Regions from separate parts of the Mus musculus genome. Here region 2 is linked to region 1. Evidence: chromatin loops called from intact Hi-C (ENCODE). Cell type or tissue: heart. All regions are shown on one strand. Links, peaks and the distances in the headings refer to the core of each region. The heading gives the core; the rest is flanking DNA. Region 1 overlaps Gm33588 (a long non-coding RNA gene). Region 2 overlaps Gm40487 (a long non-coding RNA gene).

Evidence for each region. A loop is a pair of places that touch in the nucleus more often than their neighbours do. Peaks named below come from ENCODE experiments on the same cell type or tissue, not always from the same donor. Only the 100,000 strongest peaks of a DNase experiment are listed, where the experiment ranks them.
Region 2: a loop joins it to region 1, with 4 times the contacts of the local background. A loop is called at or near these places in 5 of 42 quality-filtered maps.

Annotation. Positions count from the first base shown.
Region 1 is chr8:33,971,353-33,979,682 of GRCm38, reverse strand. It overlaps Gm33588 (a long non-coding RNA gene), which reads right to left. Exons shown (of 2, transcript XR_378863.2): 2 at 5,179-5,657. Among named protein-coding and RNA genes, the nearest start is that of Gm33588, 11 kb to the right of the region's middle. In heart, for the core only: no CTCF peak of the experiment used is centred there; a DNase peak (open chromatin) is centred at 942; H3K4me3 peaks cover 1,196 bases; H3K27ac peaks cover 3,661 bases.
Region 2 is chr8:34,061,700-34,070,029 of GRCm38, reverse strand. Gm40487 (a long non-coding RNA gene) reads right to left here. Exons shown (of 3, transcript XR_870314.2): 2 at 6,524-6,766; 3 at 5,459-5,655. Among named protein-coding and RNA genes, the nearest start is that of Gm40486, 10 kb to the right of the region's middle. In heart, for the core only: CTCF peaks have their summits at 3,879 (motif pointing right) and 4,928 (motif pointing right); DNase peaks (open chromatin) are centred at 3,919, 4,489 and 6,629; H3K4me3 peaks cover 398 bases; H3K27ac peaks cover 2,244 bases.

The sequences.
Region 1 (8,330 bases), core at 9-8,008:
TTACAGCGGGAGCAAAGGCATCAGGACTTACAGGAATGAGATATCTAATAAATACCACCATCTCTGAAAAACCACGCGTCTATTGGTAGATAGAAAGCTTTAGATGTGTGCTTTTCTCAAACGAGGTTAAAAGTATGCTCAAGAAAATCCGAAAATTATGCAGCCCATAATGAAGAAGAGGCAGGGAAGGCGGTTTAAAAAAAAAAAAATCTCATCATTGAATTTACTAATGGAATTTGATTAAAACTTACTATGAACCAGTTAAGCACTATGGGCTAGGCATTGGGGGTTGGGGGTGTAGTAAGAAGAAGGCAGGTGAAGAGGAAGAGGAGGGAAACCAACCAAAGGTTGTGGAGTTTTGTGGAGCTAAGTGTGGCACACAGAACTCACCAGAAGAGAACAAGTATCAGATTATAAATCGCGACCTAGAGAAGAGGCTGCGCAACCCAGCCGTGGAATGATAAGAGCAGGTGGTCGCTTCGGGTAACTTCCTTGACCAGACCCCTCAGATAGGATCTCTATCCCAGGAGCTGAAGTCGGAGGAGAGATTGCCATGTAGAAGAGGCAAATGGCAGGCTGCCAGAGACAACGCAGAAGAACCCCCCCCCCCCAGGCCTCCTAAATCAGAGGGCAAGCTCGGTCTTTCAGATGCCCTTGAAGCCAATCATGTCTGTCAGTGATGCCCTCATCAGTGTCTCCGGAGTTATTTTAGGTACATGATAGAGACAGCAGACTCCAAGAACAGCGATTCCTTTGGTGTAGCGTCCTCGACGCAGGCTCCTTAGCAAGCGGGACAGATGATGTTAACGCTAGAGACAGGCTGGCCACTGGTCCTGCCCTCCTGGGTGAGCAGTCATCACTGCCCACACCAGAAATAGCAGAACTGCTGGATCTAAAGCTATTCAAATTCCCAGCGAGCACCTGTCTAATCTCACAGGAAGCCTGTGGAATGAGTCACGTGGAGGTCCCATGCCCGCTGAGGCGAGGCAGGGCAGGCGGATTTATGATGCACTATCATCTAGGGATCACGTTCTGCCCAGTAGGTCTGGCTAAGTAAGTGCTGTCAGGAATCCCGTGAAGAGCTTTGCTGGAGAGGGAGGCAGATAACTGGCTGGTGGCCTCTAAGTGAATCCAGATGGGGTGGCAGGTAACGCTCAGGGGAGGGGCCCAGTCTGCAAACCCACTTAACCCCCAGACGCCTGGGATTAAAACTGTTGCTCCTTGACTGTTTAGTTGTGCTTGCTCTTTGTATGCACTTAGATAAGAAAGGTTGAGGAGAAATCCCCCAGAATGCACCTCAGAAAAATAGGAACTTTAAATCACCTTTGAAGCCCAATGTGTCCCACGTTCCGGGGTCTTGGGGAAGAGCAAGAGTCGTTGCAGCTCTGAAAGAATAGTAAACGTTGCTCTCGAAAAGTCTGTGAAAACCAGCAGGAAGGAAAGTCCCTTTTGTTTGTTTACAGAGAGATAAGCCTGAAGCCAATTTAAAAAATAATCATTAAAACAATAAACAGTAAAAATAGAGAAAAGTGTATTTCTCATGGGAAAAGATCTAGAAGAGATGTTTTTAACCGAAAAGTTGTCAGTTCTTTTTTAAGTTTTAGATTTATTTTATTTCATGTGTGTAGGTGTTTTGTCTGTCTGTATGTATGTGTACTACATGCATGCTTGGTGTCCAGAGAGGCCACAAGACAGCATTGGATCCCCTGGAACTGGAGTTAGAGCTGTGAGCCACCAAGTGGGTGCTGGGAATTGAACTCATGTCCTCTGCAAGAGCAGCCAGAGCTCTTGATCAAGCCCTCTCCAGTCCTCAGCGCTTTCAATAACTTCAGGTCAACATGGCACACAGCATATTTGGCTGTATAAATGTGATTCCGGTCATTGTCAATAAAACAGGCAGCAACCAAGTGTGGCAAAGTTCAAGAGGGAACAAGGCTGTGAGTCAGGAGATCCTTGCTTGATTTCACCTCCAGTGCAACCCCAAGACAGATGGGCAACGGGTAAGAGTTAAAAAGAAAGAAGGCAAGGATATGACCAAACTAACTTCAATAATATATTTATTTATTTATTTGTTTGTTTGTTTGTAAAGATTTGTTTATTTTATGTATCAGTGCACTGTAGCTGTCTTCAGACACACCAGAAGAGAGCATATGATCTCATTGCAGATGGTTGTGAGTCACCATGTGGTTGTTGAGAGTTGAACTTAGGACCTTTGGAAGAGCAGTCAGTGCTCTTAACCACTGAGCCATCTCTCCAGCCCCAGGAAAGTGGTTTTATAGTATGTATGTAACTGGTCCTATGATCTGAGGGACTACTGATGTTTGGGAAAAGACACACACACACACACACACACACACACACACACACACACACACTACACACACATTCACTCACCTCCCCACCTGCTGTAGGACGGACTCTGAAGTTCAGTTTCCTTTCCTGTGTCTTAGAAAATTAGAAAGACTCCAGGGAGCATTGTGAGCATTTAACTGTGCAACAGAAATGGACAAGCCCCAGAGTTAGGGTCAGTGATTTCTTGTGGTTCCAGAAAGTGCAAGCATTCATAGAAAAGAAAAAACAATTAAAGAAAACCAGTATTCAGGGGCTGAAGCAACGGCTCAGTGGTTGAGAGCACTTGCTGCTCTTTCAAAGGACCTATGTTTGGTTCTCAGAACCCACATGGCAACTACCAACTCTCCATATCTCCAATTCCAGCACCCTCTTCTGACCTCCTCAGGCACCAGGTGCGTGTGTGTGTGTGTGTGTGTGTGTGTGTGTGTGTGTGTGTGTGTGCGTGTGTACACACTGTATAATCACACACACACACATAATAACAACAGAAACAACAAAACCCTGTGAGTGAAACCGGTTTCCCTGTGCATATTGATCAGGTTCTCTCCGTTGCCCTACTTCTTTTCTATCTGGACCCTCACTCCTTGGATGTCTATGGGGTCAAGAAAAAGAATGGCCTGGGCGCTGCCTAACAGGCGAAGTTTGACAAGGAAGTCCCTCCCACACATGGAAGCTAATCTGAAATCATTTGCCTATGAGCCAGTTTCCCACCAACATCAGGAGTCAAAATTTAAATAGATAAAAAGAGTGAGTCTCAGTTCTGGTCTATACACGTCAGCTTCCACACTTTAAGCCGGGCTGGGAAGACAGCAAGTGCACAATTAGTGTGCTGTGCATTTGAGTCCTGAGTTTATACCACTGCTATCTTCATCAGTTCAAGCTGCTGTGTGATTCAAAAAAGAAAGAGAGAAAAAAAAAAGAAATCTCTTCATGATGACATAGTCTCTGATTTGTTTTTTGATTTAAGTCTTTGATTACCTCTCCATTAATCAAAATATAGTAAAGCTTGTGTGGTGGGGTATGAATACAATCACAGCACTCAGGGGGCTAAAACAGGAGAATTGCCACAAGTTCAAGGCCAGCTTGGGCTACATAGTGAGTATCAAACTGGCTAGTTCACAGTAGTTAATAGTTAGACCCAGTTACAAACGAGTTAATAGTAGGACCTTATCTCAAAATGTGTGTGTGTGTGTGTACACAAGTCTGTATCAAAAAATTACATATTTATATATCCTTGAGTTTATGAAGAAAGATGTTTCAAAAATATCCACAAAATTGGGCTGTAGTGACGCACGCCTTTAATCCCAGCACTTGGGAGGCAGAGGCAGGTGGATCTCTGAGTTCAAGGCCAGCCTGGTCAACAGAGCAAGTTCCAGGACAGCCAGGGCTACACAGAGAAAGCCTGTCTTGAAAAAGCAAAACAAACTCCACAAAATGCTCTTGTGTCTCCTTAGGTAAAGCCTAACTTCCCACCTGGGATCACATCCAGCCCAGGGCAGAGCTATGTGTGAGTAGAGCTGTCTCAGTCAAGTGTGGGACGCAACTGCTAATTCTAACCAAGAAGAGGAATCGTTTCCACCGTCTCTAAAACACTCAGAAAGAGACGAATGGACTTTCAGGGGCTTTTCCAAAAGCAAAATAAAAAGAGAAAGGAGGTAGTGTTGAGTCTGGGGAAATCTGGCTACCTGAACTAATTTTAGCCAAAGATATAAAATGTAAGTTTAACCAAAAGCAAAATATAAGCAGAGGTAGGTTAGTTTGAGGCTAGCCTGGTCTACATAGAGAGTTCCAAGTAGCCAGAACTATATAGTAAGACTATGTCAAACCAAACAACAATGAAAATCAAAATACAGCCAGGCAGTACAGGCAGGACTACACAGAGAAACCCTGTCTTGAAAAAAAAAAAACCAAAGGTGTGCACCACGGTTTGATATTGAAATCGGGTCTCACTACACAGCCCAGGCTGCCTGCAACTCTCTACATCGACCAGGCTAGCCTCAAACTCACCAAGATCTACCTGCTTCTGCTTATATTTTGATTTTTTGCTAAAGTAATGTCTAGTGACTGATTTAAAGTGTGCCTTCACTCCTGTGTGCTGACACCTAACAAATCCACTGCCTTCAATCCCCTCCCACCCACCCCACCCCCCTCTCCACGTAGTCCTCTGATTTAAAATGTTAATGTTAGATTTAACATGTACCCTCTATAAGCAAATTACTCAAAACAGTAAGAGGGGGATGAGGCAGAGAGCAGCGAGCCAGGCTGGGTTTTACTTGTGAAAGGGCTACGTTTTCTTTTCCAAAAAGACACATGTGCTCACTGCTAGGTTTTAGTTTTGGTTTTTTAATGAAGCTATTTTATTCTATGAATGTAATACCTGTATGAAGTCAATCTGAGAACAACTTCAAACTGCCCAACACTTCTGTTCCACTGGAGTTAGAAACCACACTCTGCCGGAGTCCAGTTTCAAATGTACAAACCTGCCTAGGTGTGTGTCTCCATTTTCAAAAATCCTTTGTTTGTTTTTATACAAATAAAAGGGATAGATAGATAGATAGATAGATAGATAGATAGATAGATAGATAAATGTTCTTTCATAAAATCAAAAACCAGAAAAGAAGGGCAGGTGAGTAGGAAGAGTTGGAGGGAAGGAAGGAGGAAGAAAGGGAGGGAGGCAAAGAGGGAGGGAGGGAGGGAGGGAGAGAGGGAGGGAGGGAATGAGGGAGGGAAAGAGGAAGAGCGATTAGGTAGGCAGGAAGAGAAGACAGAACTATAAGATTCATAATATCTATAAATCAAACCAAGGACACAGGAACACACACACACTTCACACACTTTTTTTTTTTAATGGAGATAGGCTCTCAGTACATCATCTAGGTTAATCTCAAACTTCTGAATTCAAATAATCCTCCTGCCTCTGGCTCCTAAGTACCTGAGACTACAACGGTGCTTAGAAACTTGGATGAAAGGCTAGAAGAGAGGCAGGAGTCGGTGTTGATGCTAAACACTGCAAACCTAGCCAGCTGCAGAGAGCAGTGAGACCCTGGGAAGGAAAGGATGCTTTATTGCTCGGAAAGGGCTGAGACGAAGGGCGTGGCCACAACAGGTGCGGGGCAGGCTGAGATGAGAGAAAGCAGGGTGATGACTCCCATCCTGGAGAGGCAGGGATTTTAGCTGAGTCATGGCAGGTGAGTGTGTGAGCAAGAGTAGAGATGGAGATGAGGGATGACCAGCACAGAAGTGATGCCCGAGGCAGACATTGAAACCCATCATGCTATGTAAAACGTAGTGTCTTCCTTTACCATCTGAAAAAAAAAAAAAAAAAAAAAACCCAACAACAAAAAAACAAGTAGAAAGTACCTAAAAGACCAGGATGAGTTGGTACCCACCCCTTGTGCTCAGTGCTAGAACCCTAGAGAAAAACGGCCCAGACTCCCTGATAACTGGCTCTCACTGTGTAGCTCTGGCTGTTCTAGAACTCATTATATAGCACAGGCTGGCTTTGAACTCACAGTGATTCCTTTGCCCCTGCCCCTGCCCCTGCCCCTGCCCCTGCCCCTGCCCCTGCCCCTGCCCCTGCCTCCCAAGTGCTAGGATTAAAGACTGACCACACTCAGCTACCTGAGCCTGAATTTAAGGGGTGTCTACTAGACACCCTACCCCACCCCAATTCAAGATGGTTTATTAGAGCATAAGAGATTCTCCCTGGCTTACCTTGTTCCTCCTCACCCACCCCTACCTTCCCACTCCACTACCCCTGCACACACATATCCCTACCCTAACCCCCACCCCACATACAGTTTTTCATGTTCCTCACTCATCTCTGCCTGGTACCTTCTGCTCTCCTTTACATACATTTGTATCTTTTGTCTTTGACTCAAGAGTGCTCTAAGAAAAGCATGTCTCTGGTTTGATGCTGGACCTGGCTCTAGAATCTCTGCACTTCTTACTGCAGATAGGCCCTACCCAATGTGCCCTCAAGATAGATCAGTTCCTCCTACTATCTGTCTATGTCCTTTGAACTGGCCTGTTAATTGCACATTTCTAACTGCCATTTGTCCACACCTTATACCATGAAATGCTGAGAACTGGCCTGCCTCTGCCTTCCAAGTGCTGGGGTTAAAAATCTACTACACCCAGCTACCTGGGTCTGAACTTAAGGGATGTCCACAGGGCTGGGGAGATGGCTCAGCAGTTAAGAGCACTCACTGTTCTTCCAGAGGTCCTGAATTCAAATCCCAGCAACCACATGGTGGCTCACAACCATCTGTAATGAGATCTGATGCCCTCTTCTGGTGTGTCTAGAGACAGCTACAGTGTACTTATATATAATAATAAATAAATCTGAAAAAAAAAGAAGGGGGGATGTCCACTAATCACCCCCAACTCAAGATGGTTTATTATAGAATAAGAGGTCTCCCTTGATTACCTTGTTCCTCATTTCCCCAGGAAACTTCCTCACCCACCCCTACCTGCCCACTCCCCTACCCCTGCATACAATCCCATGTACTGGAGGATGAAGCCATTGTAGTTGTGATTAGCATGTGTGTGGTATCTAATGATACCAAACAAAATAGCATTAAATATTCCTCAAGTGAACACGGCTCTCTTTCAGGTGGATATACAGCTTTGGGTTATAGTTCCCTCTTACTGTGTAAAATTAGAACCAGTTGTTAGGTTTTCAGAAAAGGCTTCACCTTGCCAAACACGCTGGCAAAGAAAATGTCCCTTGTAATAAAAGGACACAATATCTTAATCTTTTCCTAGCTCTACCCTGTAAAACACAGTCATTACTGCCTTCCCTGCCATTGCTACCAACTTGACTACACACAGAAAGAAGAAGAGGAGAAGGAAGAGGAGGGGGAAGGGGAGAAGGAGGAAGAGAAGGAAGGGGAGAGAGGAAGAAGAAGAAGAAAAAGAAGAAGAGGAGGAGGGGGAAGAGGAGGAAGAAGAAGATGGGAGGGGAAGGGAGGGGGAGAGGAGGGGAGGGAAGGAGAGTAAGAGGGGAGGGAGAGAAGACAAAGAAGAGGAGGAGGAGGGGAAGGAAGAACAGAGGGGAGGAAGAGAAGAGAGAGAGAAGGAGAGAGAGATTGAGAGAGAACCTAGTATCTATTCATTTTTGAATACATTGTTACTATGCATGTCTTAAGTCCTGGGAGTATGCTGGGTACCCAGAGCTACAGTAGCATGGAAGTGTGCTACTGAACTACAAACCATCCAACCCAGCTAGAACAGTAACCCAGTGTACCTGTGAATGATAAGAGTGAAGTGGGGCACCTACACCATTGAGGAAAAGGAGGAAATTCAAATTTGGCCCTCGGTATATTCAGTTAAACCAGTCTCTGAAGACTGGTCTAGGTGCTGCAACTGTAGTAGTTTGAATAGATCCCCCCCTCACCCCACATCCCATCCCCCCACCCCCCGCAGACTCACGTGTTTGAATGTTCGGCTCCCAGAAAGCGGCAATATTAGGAGGTGTGTTGTTGCATGTTGTTTTATGCTACTGCCTTTAGCTCCAGGGCGGGCTGAGCTACCAGCCCCCACCCGGCTTCCCTTCTGCTCTACCTGCCTTTACCTTTAGCTCCGGGGCTCTACCAGTCCTCACCCAGCTTCCCTTGAATCCACGGAGAAAAGATAAGATACACACACAGTTTATTCCTTTACAAACTTGCTTTCTTGGCACAACTGCTGGGCGCTGATATCTCCCACCTAGAAAAGCATGTCCTTGCCAAAGTATTATCTCTGTCTCTCCACTTGCCCTAAACTTCAGTGGCTAGTCTCACCTGGCCACTGTCAAACATCCTTGGCCACCCACCTGCCTGGAGTAGTGGCTACAAGTCCCAACCACCCACCCCCACCCCCACCCCACCCCCACCCCCACCAGACCTCACATGGTTGCTGCATTCTTCTTCCTCCAAAGCATGGTTGAAAAAAACTCTCTCCTTCCTTGCATCTGCCTTTTCCTCCCAGGATCTAAG
Region 2 (8,330 bases), core at 13-8,012, 90 kb before region 1:
AGGCCTCAGACAGCAGTCTGCCTTTCATCTGAGCTTCTCTGGGTAGGGAACTCTTGGCAAGATGGATCTGACTTGAGCCCTCTCGGGAGGCTCATGGTGAAGCATGAACCAGGTCTGGAGGATCTGCTTCCAAAGTGACTCCTCCAGGTGGCTGGCAGCTGACGCTAGCTGGGGGTCAGGAGGCATCTCCTCAGGACTGGCTTCCTCCAAAACGACTGACCCGAGAACAAGCATGATGCTTGACTTAATGTCATAACTTGTTGATAGGGACCCCTGGGTACCCTTTTGGAAGCTGGCTGCCAATCTCTCCTCAGGATGAAGTCACGATTATAGCATTATCAACAGATCCTTGGTTGGTTGCCAGGCAACAAGCCTTGGGGGCTGGGCATATTCAACACCCTAGTACCAACTTTCTGAATCCAGAAGGTGAAGCATCCAAAATATACCTGGCTGCATAGAGACCTGTTAGAAATGAACCAAGAAGTCAGAAAACCCTGACAAACACTCCACCCCAATTCAACACTTAGCCACATCTGATCTATATGCTGTGGTATGCACAAATCTTGGGTCTATTGGTCTACTTTTGAATTAAGCTTTATAAGAAGGAAATCCAAATCCTTCATAGAAATACAGAAAATACCCTCACGGTCTGTCTTAGTTAGGGTTTTACTGCTTTGAACAGACACAATGACCAAGGCAAGTCTTATAAAAAACAGCATTTAATTGGTGCTGGCTTACAGATTCAGAGGTTCAGTCCATTACCATCAAAGTGGGAGCATGGCAGTATCCAGGCAGGCATGGCACAGGAGAAACTGAGAGTTCTATGTCTTCATCCAAAGGCTGCTAGTGTAAGACTGACTTCCAGTCAACTAGGGTGAGGATCTTATACCCACACCCACAGTGACACACCCATTCCAACCAGGTCACACCTATTCCAACAAGGCCACACCTTCAGATGGTGCCACTCCCTGGTCCAAGGATATACAAACCGTCACACGGTCCTTCCCAGTCAACCTCCAACTCCATTCACATATTCACACACTGAATCAAGAGCCACTGTCCTGACATCTCCCTGTTGCAGGATTTAACAAGTCCTAGGGATTTGTCTAAGTTAGGGTTTTCGTTGCTGTGAACAGACACCAGGACCAAGGCAAGTCTTATAAAGGACAACATTTAATTGGGGCTGGCTTACAGGTTCAGTGGTCCCATCCATTATCATCAAGGTGGGAGCAGGCATGGTCCAGGCAGGCATGGTACAGGAGGAGCTGAGAGATCTACATCTTCATCTGAAGGCTGCTAGCAGAAGACTGGCTTCCAAGCAGCTAGGATGAGGGTCTTAAAGCCCACACCCTCAGTGACACACCTGCTCCAACAGGGTCACACCTTCTAATAGTGCCACTCCCTGGGCAGAGCATATACAATCACAGGATTCAAATAAACAAAGTCATACAGTATAAGCTTATTGTCTTTTTAAATCCCTATCTCTAATAGGGAGCCCATGTTCATATTCTCCCTGAACAGTCTCTAGAAGAGGGCAGGTGCACATCAAAAAAAAAAAAATAGTGCTGGTGTCTGAGCATACAGGATCAGTTGATCTGGCCTTGAGGATACAGGATCAGTTGCTCCAGCCTTGACGCTTCCTCATCTTGCTCTCCTTCACATGCACCCTTCCCCTCTTCTCTGGATATCATTGCTTCCCATACCTAGAAGCCTGGCATCATAGATAGTTGGTAACAACACCTTCTGCTTCTTTCTCCAGCAGCCAGAGCCAAAGAAACAGAAAAGACCACATACTTTTCAGTGTGCAAAGAGAGAAAGCCCCAGTGACTGGCTTGGGGTGAATCCATCTTCCATCAGGAATATCCTACAAGCCTTTCACAAGCCCTCTGTCTCCAGGTATGAGCCCTTCTGAATAGCTCAGGCTAGACTTGAGCTCTATAGCCCAGCCTGTCTTCAAAGCTACTATCTTCATGCCTCAGCCTCCTGAGTTCTGGGCTACACAGTCCAAGTCTAGACTGGGCCACCTATTGAGATCCACTGTCCTTGGTGGAGTTCTGATGCTTAGTCGAAACACCATGACCGAAAAGCAAGTTGGGGAGGAAAGGGTTTATTTAGCTTACACTTCCACTCTGTAGTCCATCATTGAAGGAAGTCCAGACAGGAACTCAAATGAGACAGAAACCTGGAGGCAAGAGCTGACGCAGAGGCCATGGAGGGACGCTGCTTACTGGCTTGCTCAGTTTGCTTTCTTACAGATCCCAGAATCACAGCCCAGGGATGGCCCCACCCACAAATGGCTGAGCCCTCACTATCAATCACTGCTTAAGAAAATGCCTTACAGGTTTTCCTATCTGATGGAGGACTTTTGTTAACTGAGGTCCCCTCCTCTCAGATGACTTTAGCTTGTCTCAAGTTTATGTAAAACTATGCAGCACATATGAGTGTTCTGCCTCACCGGGCATGGTGGTGCACGCCTTTAATCCCAGCACTCGGGAGGCAGAGGCAGGTGGATTTCTGAATTGGAGGCCAACCTGGTCTACAGAGTGAGTTCCAGGACAGCCAGGGCTACACAGAGAAACCCTGCCTCGAAAAACCAAAAACCGAAAAAAAAAAAAAAAAAAAAAAAAAAAAGAGTGCCCAGGGCCTCAAGAGGAGGAAAAAAGACAGAGTCAGACACCTTGAAACTGGAGTTGAAGTCACTCCGTGAATGCTGGGAATTAAACCCCAGTCCTTTGAAAGAGCAGTGAGCGCTCTTAACCACTGAGCCATCTCTCCAGCCACTCTGAGAGTTACCAGGCTGGTTTTTAGAAGCATCTCCCCCATCCCCAAAACTGAAGAAGAGCCCTGCCGCTGCCCTGGGATGCCTTCTTCTAGTCTGAGGAGATTCTGATTCTTGACAATGCTTTGAGAGAGTTTGTGAACGAAAGTGTTTTGTTACAGCCGGGTGTGGGTCCAGCACTTGGGAGGCAGAGGCAGGCAGATTTCTGAATTCGAGGCCAGCCTGGTCTACAGAGTGAGTTCCAAGACAGCCAGGGCTACACAGAGAAACCCTGTCTCGAAAAAGAAAACAAAACTAAACTAAAAAAAGAAAAAAGAAAAAAAAGAAAGAAAGTTTTTTGTTTATTTTTCAGCTTTCATTTTTTTTCTTTTTTTTTTTTTAAAGATTTATTTATTGATTATATGTAAGTACACTGTAGCTGTCTTCAGACACTCCAGAAGAGGGTGCTAGATCTCGTTACAGATGGTTGTGAGCCACCATGTGGTTGCTGGGATTTGAACTCTAGACCTTTGGAAGAGCAGTCGGGTGCTCTTACCTGCTGAGCCATCTCACCAGCCCTCATTTTTTTTTCTTAATCAAATAACTCAACAATGTCATGACTAACTCCACTGATAGAAATGAGAGAGAGAGAGGGAGAGGGAGAGAGAGAGAGAGAGAGAGAGAGAGAGAGAGGCCAAGCTGTGGAAACAGATAAGGAAATGACAGGAGGAGAGAAGAGAAAGGACCAGAGAGACATCTTACGGCTTGACATGATCAAAGGACAGAAACACATCTATAAAAAGGAGAAACTGGACCCCGAGCTTCAATCAACCTTCTAGAGCAAAACCAGATCCTGAGCCATCCCTCCTCCATTGGAGGAGGGCTGCTTCAGCACCGCCGCCACCGTGGCCGGCCCAGAGCACTTCTCTGTTATTGTTAGTCGTCGTCTGTCCCCCCCCCCGACCCCCCCCCCCCGGCTGTGTCTATCGTTGTTGGGTTTTAGTGCTTCCTAAGTGTGGATTCAGATTTTTAACAGCTGCTTCCTTGATCTCTAAAAAGTGAAGACATTTTTGGCTGAACAGTTTGACTGATTCAAGCTGCAGAATTCCAAACGGCCAGCAGGGGTCAATCAACTAACGTGATATTTTCCCCCCTAACTTTTAAAAAAAAAAAAAAGTTCCATGGAATCTAGGTGGCAGCAATGGAAGTCCTCCTTCACCTGCGCTTGCTTCACGGGCTGTTCAGAGATGTTCTAACATAGTCTTTCTTTCCTTCCATTCATCTTTCCTTTCTTTCTTCCGTCTTTTTTTTTTTTTTTTTTTTTTTGCCATGCTGGGATCAAACTAAGGGCCTGCCTCCTACCTATATGCCAGGCAAACACTCTACTTCCAAGACTACAGCCCATTCCATCACTCACTTTTTACCGCCTGTCTCTTCCCTCCCTTCCAGCCCAGCACCCATTGAATTATCAAAGGCTCCTTGAACACTTCTCATCTATAAGATGCTATGTTTGATGTTTGGGGTATGGAGACAAAAAGGGGACCAGTGATTTCTTCTCTGCTCTAGAGAACTGTCTCCTGTTTGGCCGCAAGGCTAGATGGCTAGAGTAAAGCATTGGTAACATGGCTACGATCCCAACTCTTGGCTTGAAGAAGACGCAACTGACCAGAGCTGAGTGGTCCAGGCTGCTGGCGCTGTTGAGCTCCTTTGGGTCATTTAGGGACGTGGCTCCTTCCCATCATGTTGCATCACAGTTCCTAGGATGTTGTTCTTGGCTGAGTGGTCAAAGCTGGGTCATGACCACCTTATATTTGGTCCAGAAAAAGGGGAAGAGAAAAAGCAGACAGCAAACTGTTTCCCCTTAAGCAATAAGCATGGATGTCACGCTTATCTCTTCTATCCATAAACTAGGGTGGGGACCTAGTCATATGTTTGGCCTTGGCCACAAGGAAGTCTGGGAAATGTAGTCATTTGTTAGGTTGTGATATGCCTAAGGTGTTATTAGTAGTAGGGAATAGCTAGTATCTTATCAGGAACCTCTCCTTCCCTCCCCACTTTCTCTGACTCACAAAGAAAACAAAAAAACAAAAAAATCTTCATATCTTTTTTTTTAAAGATTTATCTATTTATTATATGAAGGTGCACTGTTGCTGTCTTCAGACACCCCAGAAGAGGGCACCAGATCCCATTACAGATGGTTGTGAGCCACCATATGGTTGCTGGGATTTGAACTCAGGACCTCTGGAAGAGCAGTCAGTGCTCTTAACCGCTGAGCCATCCCTCCAGCCCCTTTCATATCTTTTGATACTGCTACCAATTGTAACTTCACCGTCACCATTTAGAAACCGTCGTTCATAGGAACTGGTGGCGAATAGAATATCCTTCAGGGGCTGGTGAGATGGCTCAGTGGGTAAGGGCACCCGACTGCTCTTCCGAAGGTCCGAAGTTCAAATCCCAGCAACCACATGGTGGCTCACAACCACCCGTAATGAGATCTGATGCCCTCTTCAGGTGTATCTGAAGACAACTACAGTGTACTTACATATAATAAATAAATAAATCTTTAAAAAAAAAATTAAAAAAAAAAAAAAAAAAAAAAGAATATCCTTCAGAAGTTTACTGTGAACACCACTTTACTCCCAAGATGCATGCTGCTACCGCCCCTCCAAGGGTAACAAGTCTCACCATGACAACTAAGATGATTAATTCCCAGTAAAATGAGACCCGGACTAGAGATTACTTTCTGTGCATGAGAATGTGACATTTGAGTTGACTCTTTGAAGCATGATTAGAAGCCAGTCAGGTGGAAAAGGAGGAAGAACATTCCAGAGTGCGAACAATCTGTGCAGAGCCCTGTAGCCATGGAGGGTCAACTGCATGCATTATGCAGGGTGAGTCTGGATAGGGAGGCAAGCAGGAAATGGAAGAAAATAAGACTATGCCAGATCTACATTCCAAACTGGAGAATTAGATTTTGCCTTGCTGGGCAAACGCTTTGGCCTATTTCCCCTCGGTGTGTGTGTGTGTGTGTGTGTGTGTGTGTGTGTGTGTGTGTGTGTGTTTTCTTGTTTGTGTTCTCTCTCTCTCTCTCTCTCTCTCTCTCTCTCTCTCTCTCTCTCTCTCTCTCTCTCTCTCTCCTTGTCTGTTCAAGTACACTCACCCATGAGTGTGCTTTTGCAAACCAGAGATCAAGTGTCTTTATTGTTCTCCTCCCGACCTTTTGAGTTAGTCTCCCTCTAAACCTGGAGCTTACCTCTCAGATTAGTAAACTTTGAGGAACCGGCTGTCTATACCAGTGCCTTTCAACCTGCTGGTCATGACTCCCTGGGGTCAGATATCAGATATTTACATTTCAATTCATAGCAATAGCAAATTACAGTTATGAAGTAGCGACGTAATAATGTTATGGTTGGAGGTCACCACAGCATGAGGAACTGTATGAAAGGGCCGCAGCATTAGGAAGGCCGAGAACCACTAGCTATACTCTCCTGACACTAGGGTTACAAATTCTGGCTTTGCTCTCATATGGACCATGCTGCGACTCAAATTCAGGTCCTCGTGCTTGTGTGGCGATCTGTTTACTACCCGGCCATCTTCCCTGGTCCCCATCTTTCCAGTCTCAAGCCTCTCTGTCACTTTAGGGTTAGCTTGTGTGTCTGGCTCTGATGAGTGGCTCCCAATTTTCTGGCATCGCTGAGGATGGCCCAGGAAAGCCTCGAGAGATCAAATTCCCCTCAGGAATTCGCGAGTGGAACTGTTACTCACCTGAACCGCCACGGGCAGCTTAGAAAGCTAATTTGGTCAGGAGTAGTTTTTGTTTTTTTTAAACGACCACAGGCTGAGGCAGGTGTGCAGAGGGAACCGGAATGAGCCAGAAAGGCCTCTTTGGAGTCCATCCCGGTCTCCAGTTCCAGGATGCAGTTCCTTCCCGAGGCTGAGGCACATTTTCCACTTCAAGAGTCCTCCTTATCATCCTCTGTAGCTTCAGCTCCCAGAGCCGGTCATGCCCTGAAAAAAAGTTGAAAATGTTAATTGGAACATTCCAAAAACAATTTACAAATTTTAAACAGCCCACGGGGGAGGATCATGGCTCGGGAGATCACGTGCTTCCTGTGTAGGCAGTGGATCTGGGTTCAGATCCCCCTATACAAAAAAACAGGTGTGGGAAGGGCTGGAGAGACTGCTCGGTGGTTACGAGTACAGACAGCTCTTGCAGGGGACTTTGCTTCCAGCACTCACGTAGAGCGGACTTACAACCAACTGCAACTCCACTTCCAGATGTGACACCCTCAGGCACGCACGTTGGCTACATACATACATGCAGGCAAAACACTCATATAAAACAAGAAATGAATAAATCTCTAAAAAAAAAAGAAAAAAAGAAAAAAAAAGTGGGCTGGAGAGATGGCTCAGTGGTTAAGAACACTGCCTGCTCTTCCAGAGGTCCTGAGTTCAAATCCCAGCAACCACATGGTGGCTCACAACCATCTGTAATGGGATCTGCTGCCCTCTTCTGGTGTGTCTGGAGACAGCTACAGTGTACTTATATATAATAAATAAAATCTTTAAAAAGAAAATGAGAAGTAGGAAGGAAGCAAGAAAAAATATGGTGTGATGGCACACTCCTGTAATCCCAGCACTGGTGGGGTGGAGAGAGGCAAGTCCCTGGAGTCTTCTGGCCAGTCAGTTTAGCTAATTGATGACTTCATCAAAAAGACCTCAAAAAAACAAGTCAGAGGGGCTGGAGAGATGGCTCAGCGGTTAAGAGCACCGATTGCTCTTCCAGAGGTCCTGAGTTTAATTCCCAGCAACCACATGGTGGCTCACAACTATCTGGAATGTCTGAAGACAGCTACAGTGTTCTCATATACATAAAATAAATAAATCTTTAAAAAAAAAAAAAAAGCCGGGTGGTGGTGGCACACGCCTTTAATCCCAGCACTTGGGAGAAAGAGGCAGGTGGATTTCTGAGTTCGAGGCCAGCCTGGTCTACAAAGTGAGTTCCAGGACAGCCAGGGCTACACAGAGAAACCCTGTCTCAAAAAAACCAAAAAACAACAACAACAAAAACATGGCAGAAAGTGATAGAGGAAGATACTTGGTTTGGACTTCAGGCCTCTCTTCAAGCTTGCATACAGACATACTTACACACATGAATACACCGTATACTAAGCTACCACCCACAGAGTAACGATGAGTATACATATTACTATATTTATCCTATTTTACTTTTAATTCACTTTTAGGTTCGAATCTGAGTTGACAGGTTTCACCGGAACATTCTCATTATCCTTTGTCCCTGTTCCCCTCCCCACACACTGCCCCTCCAGTGCTCCCTCTTCCCCGTGCTCCCTCTTCCCTTCCTTCTGCCTGGTCCACGTTTTCCTTCCAATGTTCTCATTTCCCATTTCCCTTAGGACATCTTCCTCCTTTCCCACCATACCCTTTCCAGCTTCATAATCCACAAATATACATATCTAAAGACACATGTTCACAATATGTATTTTTAACTTAAGAGATGGTGCCACATGCCTAGAACTCTAGCACTCGGGATGCTGAGGCAGGAGGATGG